Regions from separate parts of the Mus musculus genome. Here all the other regions are linked to region 1. The links are chromatin loops, found by intact Hi-C in ENCODE. Cell type or tissue: left cerebral cortex. All regions are shown on one strand.

Evidence for each region. Hi-C counts contacts between places; a loop is a spot of excess contacts. Peaks named below come from ENCODE experiments on the same cell type or tissue, not always from the same donor. Only the 100,000 strongest peaks of a DNase experiment are listed, where the experiment ranks them.
Region 2: a loop joins it to region 1, with 5 times the contacts of the local background. A loop is called at or near these places in 3 of 42 quality-filtered maps.
Region 3: a loop joins it to region 1, with 5 times the contacts of the local background. A loop is called at or near these places in 12 of 42 quality-filtered maps.
Region 4: it touches region 1 in a loop (4-fold over the local background); 7 of 42 quality-filtered maps call a loop at or near these places.

Annotation. Positions count from the first base shown.
Region 1 is chr11:30,655,876-30,658,375 of GRCm38, forward strand. No RefSeq gene overlaps it. Among named protein-coding and RNA genes, the nearest start is that of Acyp2, 7.7 kb to the left of the region's middle. In left cerebral cortex, a CTCF peak has its summit at 1,429; a DNase peak (open chromatin) is centred at 1,428.
Region 2 is chr11:30,123,833-30,126,332 of GRCm38, forward strand. It overlaps Sptbn1 (spectrin beta, non-erythrocytic 1), which reads right to left. Exons shown (of 35, transcript NM_175836.2): 18 at 1,034-1,180; 19 at 1-230. Among named protein-coding and RNA genes, the nearest start is that of Sptbn1, 95 kb to the right of the region's middle. In left cerebral cortex, no CTCF peak of the experiment used is centred here; a DNase peak (open chromatin) is centred at 1,539.
Region 3 is chr11:30,146,769-30,149,268 of GRCm38, forward strand. It overlaps Sptbn1 (spectrin beta, non-erythrocytic 1), which reads right to left. Exons shown (of 35, transcript NM_175836.2): 7 at 1-83. Among named protein-coding and RNA genes, the nearest start is that of Sptbn1, 72 kb to the right of the region's middle. In left cerebral cortex, a CTCF peak has its summit at 1,321; a DNase peak (open chromatin) is centred at 2,399; H3K27ac peaks cover 281 bases.
Region 4 is chr11:29,860,658-29,863,157 of GRCm38, forward strand. All of the region lies in intron 7 of Eml6 (echinoderm microtubule associated protein like 6), which reads right to left. Among named protein-coding and RNA genes, the nearest start is that of Gm22588, 12 kb to the left of the region's middle. In left cerebral cortex, a CTCF peak has its summit at 1,545 (motif pointing right); DNase peaks (open chromatin) are centred at 1,286 and 1,503; H3K27ac peaks cover 219 bases.

The DNA.
Region 1 (2,500 bases):
TAGCATAACTGTCCTCTGAGAGGCTCAACCCAGCTGATGGAAACAGATGCAGAGACCCTCAGCCAAACATTAGATGCAGCTTGAGAGGGCTTGTCAGAGTTGAGGGAAGAATTGAGGGACCAGGAACAGATAGGGACTCCATAGGAAGACTAACACAGTTAACTAACCTACACCCTTGGGGGCTTCCAGAAACTGAACCGCCAACCAAAGAACATACATGGACTGGACCTAAGGTTCCCCCAATAATGCAGGTCTCACAACAACTGGAACAGGGCCCGTCCCTGACTCTCTTGCCTGGCTGTGGATCCTGTTCCCCTATCTGGGTTGCCTTGTCTGGCCTCAGTGGGAGAGGATGTACCTAGTTCTGCAGTGACTTCATGTGGCTGGGTGGGGCTTCCCCCTTCTCAGAGGAGAACGGAAGACAGGAAGGAGCCCTATGAGAAGGGATACAGGATTGTGATTGTGATGTAAAGTAAATAAATAAATTAATTAACGGAAAAACAAGAGTTGCCTTGGTGATGATGTCTCTTTACAGCAATAAAACCCTAACTAAGACACTGTCTAAGTACATCCTTTTTTTTCCCTGTAATTTAAACCTTGACTACTTTAATGCTTGGGGGCAAAACCTTCACAATAGAAGTAGATCAAAAATTAAACAGAATGGAAATTCAAATATGCCATACCCTGATGTCAGTTAAGAAGCATTAAAAAGTTCAATACTTAAAAGATGTAGGGGGGCTGGCGAGATGGCTCAGTGGTTAAGAGCGCCGACTGCTCTTCTGAAGGTCCCGAGTTCAAATCCCAGCAACCACATGGTGGCTCACAACCATCCATAACGAAATCTGATGCCCTCTTCTGGAGTGTCTGAAGACAGCTACAGTGTACTTACATATAATAAATAAATAAATCTTTAAAAAAAAAAAAAAGATGTAGGATAAAGACTGGTGAAAAAAAAAATCTAAAAGCCAGGCATGGTGGCACATGCCTGTAATCACAGCACTCTGAAGAATAAAGCAGGAGAATCAGGAGTTCAGCCTTGGTTTTGTAGTCAGAACCTAGGGGTGTGGATTAGAGAGGAAGGTAAAGAACAATAAACCTAACCCCCAACCTTCTGAAAACTAATGTGTTGAAATATTATAGGACAGGCTTACGTAGGATACATTATTTGTTGTCTACTTCATTTGCAGATATTTTATTTTTATAAATTAATGAAACATAAACATTAAGCAGAACCCTTCTGGCTGGGTGCAGTGGTACATTCCCTTAATCCCTGAACTAGGGAGAGTCTAGGCAGTGAGATCACTACAAAGTAGAGGCCAGCTTGTATCAAATGAAACCTAGCTCTCTAAATACAAACAAACCAAGCACCTTTACGGAATGCTGCTTAGTTATAAAGCATAATTTCTGTTCTCTTGCTGCCACCTACCAACCATCCAAGGCAAAGCAGGCTATGAGCATTGGATAATCCCTTCAGAAATGTTAGCAGCATCACTTCATGCTCTTTTGGCTAAGATCAAGTATAGAAATGAATGCAGCACCTCGACTGCCTCTCATTTCAAAGTTTCAAAATCACACTTCCAAACAACCTGTACACATAGCAATCCTTTCAATGACAAGCAGATTTAGGTACTGTTAGGGTTCTTCACTCAACAGGCGGCTTAAATATGGAAGAGTCAGCCCTGGATTATTATTAGATATGGGTGTTATAGAAAAAACAGGTTAAGGAAATTCATTTAGTAAATGCTGGTTGACTCCTTTAATATGTGTTTTAAGATGGTTTTAATCTACCTGTCTGTCTTTCTATCTTATCTGTCTATCTGTCTGTCTGTCTAGGAGGCATCCACATTCAACAGTGTCACTGTACAACATGTGAGCATTGATGATCTCCTACTACCATGTGGGTTCCACGGACTAAAATCAGGTCATCACATTTGGTGACAAGTGCCTTTATCTATAAGCCATAATGCTTTTATACTGCATCCATTGATGCATCAGTCTAGTTGAAACACAATGTGTTTCAGAGGCATTTGTTATATAAGTAAGATGGGCTTACTCCAACACAGGAAATGCTTTGCTCAATTTCATCTGTAATTATTTACCTTTCAGTTATAAAACCCTAATATAGAACTGTTAGCAGTGAAATGACTATAGCATTGCAACAATAATGATGATTTTTGTCAGGTCACAAAGAAACCTGGTCACCTGTGGCTCCTGCCAGCACTTCTCACCCTAGCCCCTGCTAAGGTTCAAGAATTGCTGAAGGAAGAACCCAGACTCAAATAGTATGCAAAAGTAAAGGGTGTTTCTTCTGCAGAAACAACCAGCATGCAGGGGGTCAACCATTCATGAAAATGGCAACCACCAGAGAAGCTCTCAGGCTCCTTCTATGTGGGATTAGGGCAATTTTCCTAGCAGCAGTGATATTAGTACAATTTTAATAGGTTGCTATGTTAGTTCTACCATTCCTGGTGAAGCCTTGAAGAATTACAGAGACTGACTC
Region 2 (2,500 bases), 530 kb before region 1:
AGGTCTTTGCCATAGTCGTCAGATTGAATCTGGCTCTCCAGGCCATGTAGCCATTTGTCAAGATCTGCGCAGCTTTGTGTGAAAAGCTCAGCCTTATTTGCATCAAAGAGCCGCTGGGCCTTGGTCTGGGTTGTGGATTCAAGGACTTCCCACATTTTATGTAAACCAGTGAGTTTTTCCTTTACCACAGCTTCTGTTTCTGGCTTTTCTGAAATAAGCTGCATTCCTTCCTGGAGAACATAAACCAATGAGGTTAAAAATAGTTTGCAAGAGAATAAATGTCACTGTGAAAAAACAAAACTCAAACTCTGAGACATTTAATCTGTGATTGCCCCACTTGCATCCACACTCCCTACATTCATCCAGGAAGTTAGTGCTCAGTAAAATAAACAGTGGTCTTTGTTAGCAATTAAGTGTTGCATGCTCTAACAGTTTCAATTGGGCAATTTATTGTTAATAACCTACAACTTCACGCTCTAAAGACTATATATAACACATAATTTTAATTCTTAGGAGAATGATAGTGAAGGGACAGGAACGTGAGAAACACACACTGCACAGAATTTCCCTATGTGAATACACACTGCAAGGATTAACATAGTTAGTGCCTGGTGTATAGTAGTCACACCACCCCTAATAGACTTAAAGCATATTGCATTTTAAAATTTATGTAATTGTATCTGATAAAGCCGCCCATAAAGCAACACAGGTTTATGGCCAGTGGCAATGAGGAAGGAAGGGACATGGTCCACCAGTAGCAACTGATCTGATCATCTGGTAGCCACTGAAAGATAAACTAAGCCACTTGTTTGGGTCTCTGCTTCTCTGCCCGCTGTGGGACAGACATCAGGTTAGAAACTAAGTGGAAGCAGGGGATTGTTACTGACTGTGATGACATAGGGCTCTACCCTCAAATAAAAGGAATTCATTTTCTCTCCTCCCTCTTCCCTAAGTTTTTATGTCTTCCTCCTTACCAAGGCCACAATTTGGAAAGGAGGGTGAGGGAAAGGTCTCACCAAATAGTTTAACCCACCTTCTCAATTTTGTCAAGCCATTCTTTGTTGGATGCAAGTTCCGCCATAAATGCTTGATGCTTTAACCATTTACTGTGCAGATTTCTGGCTTCATCATAAGACATGTCTTGAGCTGTAAGCATCTTTTCATTGATCCAGAGGGACAGCTAGGGTAGAACAGCAAGAAGTGTTTAGAAGCTGTCATCATAGATTTAAACCTTTTACTCCGACCCAGAAAGGATTACACCCGTGTCGACATTTTCCATGTCAACAGACCGGCAAATATTTTACTTTGCACCTCTGACCCATTTTGTAGCTAAGTGTGATATAAATGGTGGACCTAACATTGAACCCAGAAGTATAAAAACTCCAAAGCAGCTTTTAAACTCAACTGCACTCTTGGCCAGCTTTCCCTAAAAAGCTTGTGTTTGTAGTTTTGCTCTTACTAGTTCAAAACACAAGCTGTTTCCTCCCCCAGATACCTGTGACAGCTATAGCAAGCTAACCATTGACTATCATTTAATTCATCTGGCAAGTATGTATTTTAAAACAATCTGCACAGCAGTGGTGACGCATGCTTCTAGTATCAGTGCTTGGAATGCAAAGGCAAGTGGATCTCTGTGAGTTTGAGGCCACTGTGGGCTACAGAGTGAGTTCCAGAACAGCCAGGGCTATACAGAGAAATCCTATCTCAAAAAACCAAGAACCAAACAACACACAAACCTGCTCATTTATCTACTGGGTGATGTGTGGGAATGTCAAAGAACATAAACAACTTGCTCACCGTGGAACTAATGCAATGACAACAGCCATTCTTTTTTTTCTGTCAACTCTAAATCACCTTTACCTGTTTTTCTGTAGCCTCTAACTCTCGAAGGAACCTTCCACTCAAACTAAGAACACTTCACAGAACTGGACTCCGAGACCAACCATATATACTAGAAAGCCACACAAAGCTTGCCAGCTGCTGACAGACTAAAATAAATTATAAGAGGCTTGGAATGGGAGTTGGCCAAACCAAGCTCTGACCTCTTTCAGGCTTTTATCCCAAGTCAGACCCTGCTTGGTCCTGCTTGCCTATAAGTGCCCAGGCCAGAGATATACAATGGAGTCCTTCAGGGACCATCTACCGCCACTTGGGTGGGTGAAAGTGAGATTACTTTTAAAGCAGTCACTACTCCCTGTGAGTCTGCACCTGAATATCTCCATGGTTTCATGTCTCAAAGTCTACAATGGCACAGGAGACCAAAGACGCCTTTACGGTATCCGTGTTTCTGAAGCCTTTCATTAATACCCTGGTACTGCTGGGAAAGGCTTCTCCATATATTTGCTTCAACAGCAGTGGGTCTGTTCTTTATAAAATGTCAAGGAGGGCAAAGCGGGTCACAAGAGAACTGCTGACTTTGAGAATGGACAAAAACTCTAAGTACTAGCTCCATCTTTCATGAAGGAGAACTGTCGGGAGCAAAGGTCAAAGCAAATCTTTT
Region 3 (2,500 bases), 510 kb before region 1:
GGCCTTCATCTTGGAGAAGTAGTGGTAGTAAGTCACCACGTATGTGATGATAGACTTCTCATCAGGGTGGTCCACACTGATATCTGTAACCAGAGGGGTTCAGTCAGAGTGCTACACGTCATGCCGCCGCCAGGGCAGCAAAAGCAGCTACGACATCCAGCATCCCTTAACCATCCAGCAACTCCTTAGTGTTTGAAAATTCTGCCATCACACAGTTAATTCCCCAACAGGGAAGACAGCACACCAGATTCATTTAGCACATGGATATCCACAAATGCCTCTGCAGAAGGCCAGCTTGTTTCCTCACCTTATTCTCAACCCCTAAAACCAAACTGGGCTGTGGTCAGACACCACAGCTCAGCCCATGGCACACACATCTTGGGACAACTTTTGTCTCCTTTTACCTGAATCCAGGTAGTGACAGATTTTAATGTCACACTCTCCTGTTCACATAAACAAACTTAAAACAATGGCTTCCTCAATGGGATTCTCTGTTGCCCCACTCAACCCAGGCTGGCCCTCAGAAGCATGAACACAAAATGCCCTTTAGCGTGAGCACAGTTCCTTCAGTTCTTTTATCAGGCTTTTTCTAAGTGCCATGCGTTATTCCAGATGTTTCTAATTCCATAGGAGGATATGCTTCTTCACTCATATATGCCCTGTATGTCCAATACTTCCATATTCCTTACAACCAGCCTTTGCCTGAAAGGGCCTTCTCCCACTCACATTTACTACTGGCTCAAAAGGAGCAGCTCAAGAGCTACAACCCCAATACATGCACTTCTTATTCCTGTAGTTAAATTACTTTCTTCTTCCTGCCTTGGGACTCTGTATAAATGGATACATAGTCTACTTTCTGCAAGATATAATTTACTCATATGTTTTTGCTTTTAAGCCTTAATCCTAAAGGGTCAAGACTCTATTGTAGGATTCCTATACCACTCCACCTTCCAAATTCCTGAAGGTAGAGGGACAGTGTGTATTCAGTGAATCAAGTAAATGAAAATGACACGTCTTGGGAGTGGAAATGTTCAGAGAAACACTCAGCCAGGAACAGATTAAAATTAACACACACACAAGTTTCCTATCTGTCAGGTTCGTTTTTCAATACATTTCATACACAACCTTATTTCTATTCTGTAAATAGTACAGTGTGGAGGAAAACAGTTTCTTTAATTTTAAACATGAAAACTCTAGGGCACAGGATAGAATACTCCCAGCCCCACTTGTTGTCAAGGTAGCAATGGGACCAAGAGTCCAACTGCAGTTGCTTTTGCTAGTGCACAGTCCTCCGTCCTCATCCTCATCAATGTCCACAAGAGGGGGTTTGAAGAGAGAGAGACAGACAGACAGACAGAGAGTGCTGCATCTAATTTAGCAAGCACAAAATATTGATATTTCTGGAGTAATAGAAGGCAAAAATTTCCAAGTTAATCAATGAATACATTTCAACTGGTATCCTTTGGAATACTGGACAACTAGTGATTAAGGTTAAAACCATAGGAAACAAGACATTAAATGCTATTTTTAGCTCCAGTCTTGTGATCTGAGAAATATCAGTCTCCCTTTTATGCTCACTAAAGATCAGAAAAATTAATGAATGGTATTAATAAAAAGTCTGTGTATTAGGAAAAGGAGAAAGAATTTTTGTCTAGCAAAGGGCTAGACCTAAGGAACACCACTGATGGTGAGGAAGGAGTTAATTAAACATGAAGACTGATCACAGCTCAAGGAATTTTAGCTTTTTTTTTATATCAAAAAACCACTTAATGGGTTAGCCTAAGATAATTGTATCTTGGCTTCCTGTAATCATATGCACTGGAGAACAGCAAAAACTAGCTTGGCAGTCACATGACCTCAAGATGCCCTTGGGGAGATCAACTTCCTCTTCTAGATTTATAAGAACTTTAAACTTTCACACACATACATTTCTATCTCTAATATTTGCTTACAGCTGGGAGGATCTCTAAGCCTCTAGCATTATAAACTAAATAATCCCTTTATGATTTAAATATTTCTCAAAATTAGAAAAAGTTCTTCTGAAATCCCACATTGTAACGGGACCTAGATGAGGATATATATATATATATAGGCTGTTCCAGAGAGGACAGCTTAGTCATCTGCAGACAAGCTTTGGCTTCTGCAGAGACCCAGAGATCCTAGCAATCAGCTCCACATAGATGAGATACAGTCTATCATAAGAAAACTGTGCCTCTGTTTCATCCATTCACATTCTCTTCTTTAAGCTCCAGCATCCTAAGAATGCCCTTGACCTCAACTCACCCTCAGCAGACCCACCCTCATGAACATCAGTCACAGGCGTTCACTGGGTGCTAGGCTAGGCTTCCCAGTAAGCACAGGTGCTGAGAACCTCAGTGACACCCACTGCCTGCTAAACAGCCTCAAAGCGTTCGCTTCCAGCCTGCAGAGGGACGGCCACCCTCCCCCTAGGGTTATTCTTTACACCACTCCCACAGAGTCCCTCAATGCTTTTCTGGCT
Region 4 (2,500 bases), 800 kb before region 1:
CTTCCTTCTTTCCTTCCTTTGGCACAGGCTATTTGTATATGAGATAACTCTCCTCAACTAACATTGGCATCTTATTTGGTACAATGTGTGAAACTGTACCACCACCTCTATAACAAAACCTCTTTGGTGGAGTGTGAAAAGGATCAGAAAAGTACTAAGAAACCCACAACCTGTGTCTTAGTGGGGAAAGGCAGCTCAAGAGGGGCTGAAAAATGATCAGTTGGTAATGTAGAGCAGCTATACCACTTATAATAAGCAAGTGTCAGGACCTGAGTTTGATTCCCAGCACCCATATAAAAATCTGGGTACATTGGCACATGTCTTTAATCTCAGCTTTGGGGAGCTGTGAGGATCCCTGGAGATTGCCAGACAGCACAGCAAAATCAGTGAGCACCGGGTTTAGTGAGAAACCCTGTATTAAAAAATAAGACAGAGTACAACTGAAAAGAACACCCAAGATCAACATCTAGAACACACACACACACACACACACACACACACACACACACACACACACACCAGCACATGCTATCCCAGTCACACATACACACACATACCAGCACCAGAGAATCCATACATGTACATGCCAGCTCAGTACCATACACATGCCCATACACACACACACACACACACACACACACACACACACACAACATGATTTTTTTTTATAGATTTCCTTGGAAAATGTTTCTGGCGAACTAAATAGTTTAGCATGGAAACTTAACACTTAGCAAAAGCAAGAAGGCTGATTGACAAGAGTATGTGTCTAGATAAATGTGATGGGAAAAGGGAGAGGAACTAGAAAAAAAGAGGGGAAAGAGGAGAGACAGAAGGGGCAAAGAGAAAAGGGAAAAGTACACTTTTGTCACTTATAATGAACTTAATGAGCTGCGAACATTTCCTCTCAGAGAACAATTCACGTTTTCCACACATTCTTGTTCTTCAAACAGATAAATTATCTTTTGTCATATCAGACTAGCCTATTCTAAGGGCTCTTAATGACACCAAGTCACTTTCTTTTCTGAGATAACCATTTTAAATGGAAATTACTTCCCAAAGACACATCAGTGGGAGAGTTGTATTTAAGCTTCTTAGTCATGCCCACAATCTTTGTTATAAGCCAAATTGCTCCTGTGCTCATGAGCTGCACAGAGCCTTGTAGCCTTTCCCAGGTTCTGAGAGGCCTTGCAGAGAGACACTTCCCTGACAAGGCCAGTACTTTCATTCTCCTGTCCATCCAGGCTTGGCATAAGTGCAGAGAACAGGACTGTAATTAGAGTCTTCACTGAGCTGGCCAAGGCAGCCATTGCATCCGTAATTAAGCTGTATTTGGCTCTTTATCTTTTGCCCTACTACTATTTGGAGTAAGGTTAGACAACTGCTGGTAGCAAAATGAAAAGCAGGGAAAGCTGCCACAGAAATGCTCTTCTTCTTTGAGATACATATTGTGGGTATTTTTGACAGTGTGGTGAGGTGTCTAAGTTGGATTTTAGGCCCCCTTATGTACTATGATGAGAATGGTAAAGCGCTGGCCAGATTGGTACACACAGACAGCAGATGGCAGTAGAGAGCAAACTACCCATCCAAACCTGAAAAAATTCTCTAAGCAGAAACCAAATTCTTAATTTGCTTTTGTTTTCTATCCCAGTGCTCTCTGCTATAGTTCTAAGGCCAGCTTGAGGGGAGTTGGCCCATCAGCACTGACACACACCTTGTTGCTAAAGGGGAATGCTTACTTTGCCTTAGTTAAGTGAATAGATGGATTTATAGTCTATCTCTCTTAGCTATTTAACACCACAAGCTATTTAACCTTTCAAATCTTCAGTTACCACAGCTGTAAGTGAACATCTGCAGTCCCACTTCGCAGCACTGTCTGGCTTCAACACCAGAACTGGACCTAGATCCTAACATCTGGGAAATTAATCGATCAATACCAAGTATTATTCTAACCAGCAAGTGTTTGTGCACTATAGGGTCTTTTTTAAAAGTTCATGTCTCAGTATGAACAATTTTCTGTGTGTAGGTCAGATTCTAGACCCATGAAAAGTCATACAGGACCTCTGAAGATGCTGCCACCCCCTTCTTTCCTTGATGGGCAGCTAATCCTTGCCTTTCAGCCGATTCTTTTATTATCTTAATGAGCTAGCATTGTGAACTCTCAGAAAGCAGAGTGGTGGATTAGCACAGAAAAAATATCACTGGGCTAAAATGTCCTTTCTCACAGTTATTTGGCTGGAGAAAGGCAACCAGCAGCAGGGAAGGGTGTGGTTTAAACTAAACACATGGCAAAGAGCGCAGGGCACCCTTCCCAGCCTTTCTGCGCATTAGAATCTTCATGAAGTATCTAAAATATATGGATACCTGGAACCCACCCAGACAGTCCTCTCAGTTCCTGTGGAATTGGACATGGGCAGTGGTAGATGGGTTGAACACTAAGACTGAAAAACATTGCCTCCCAAGCCCAGCTAGAGTGTTCTCCGGGTGATGGTAAATAATATTT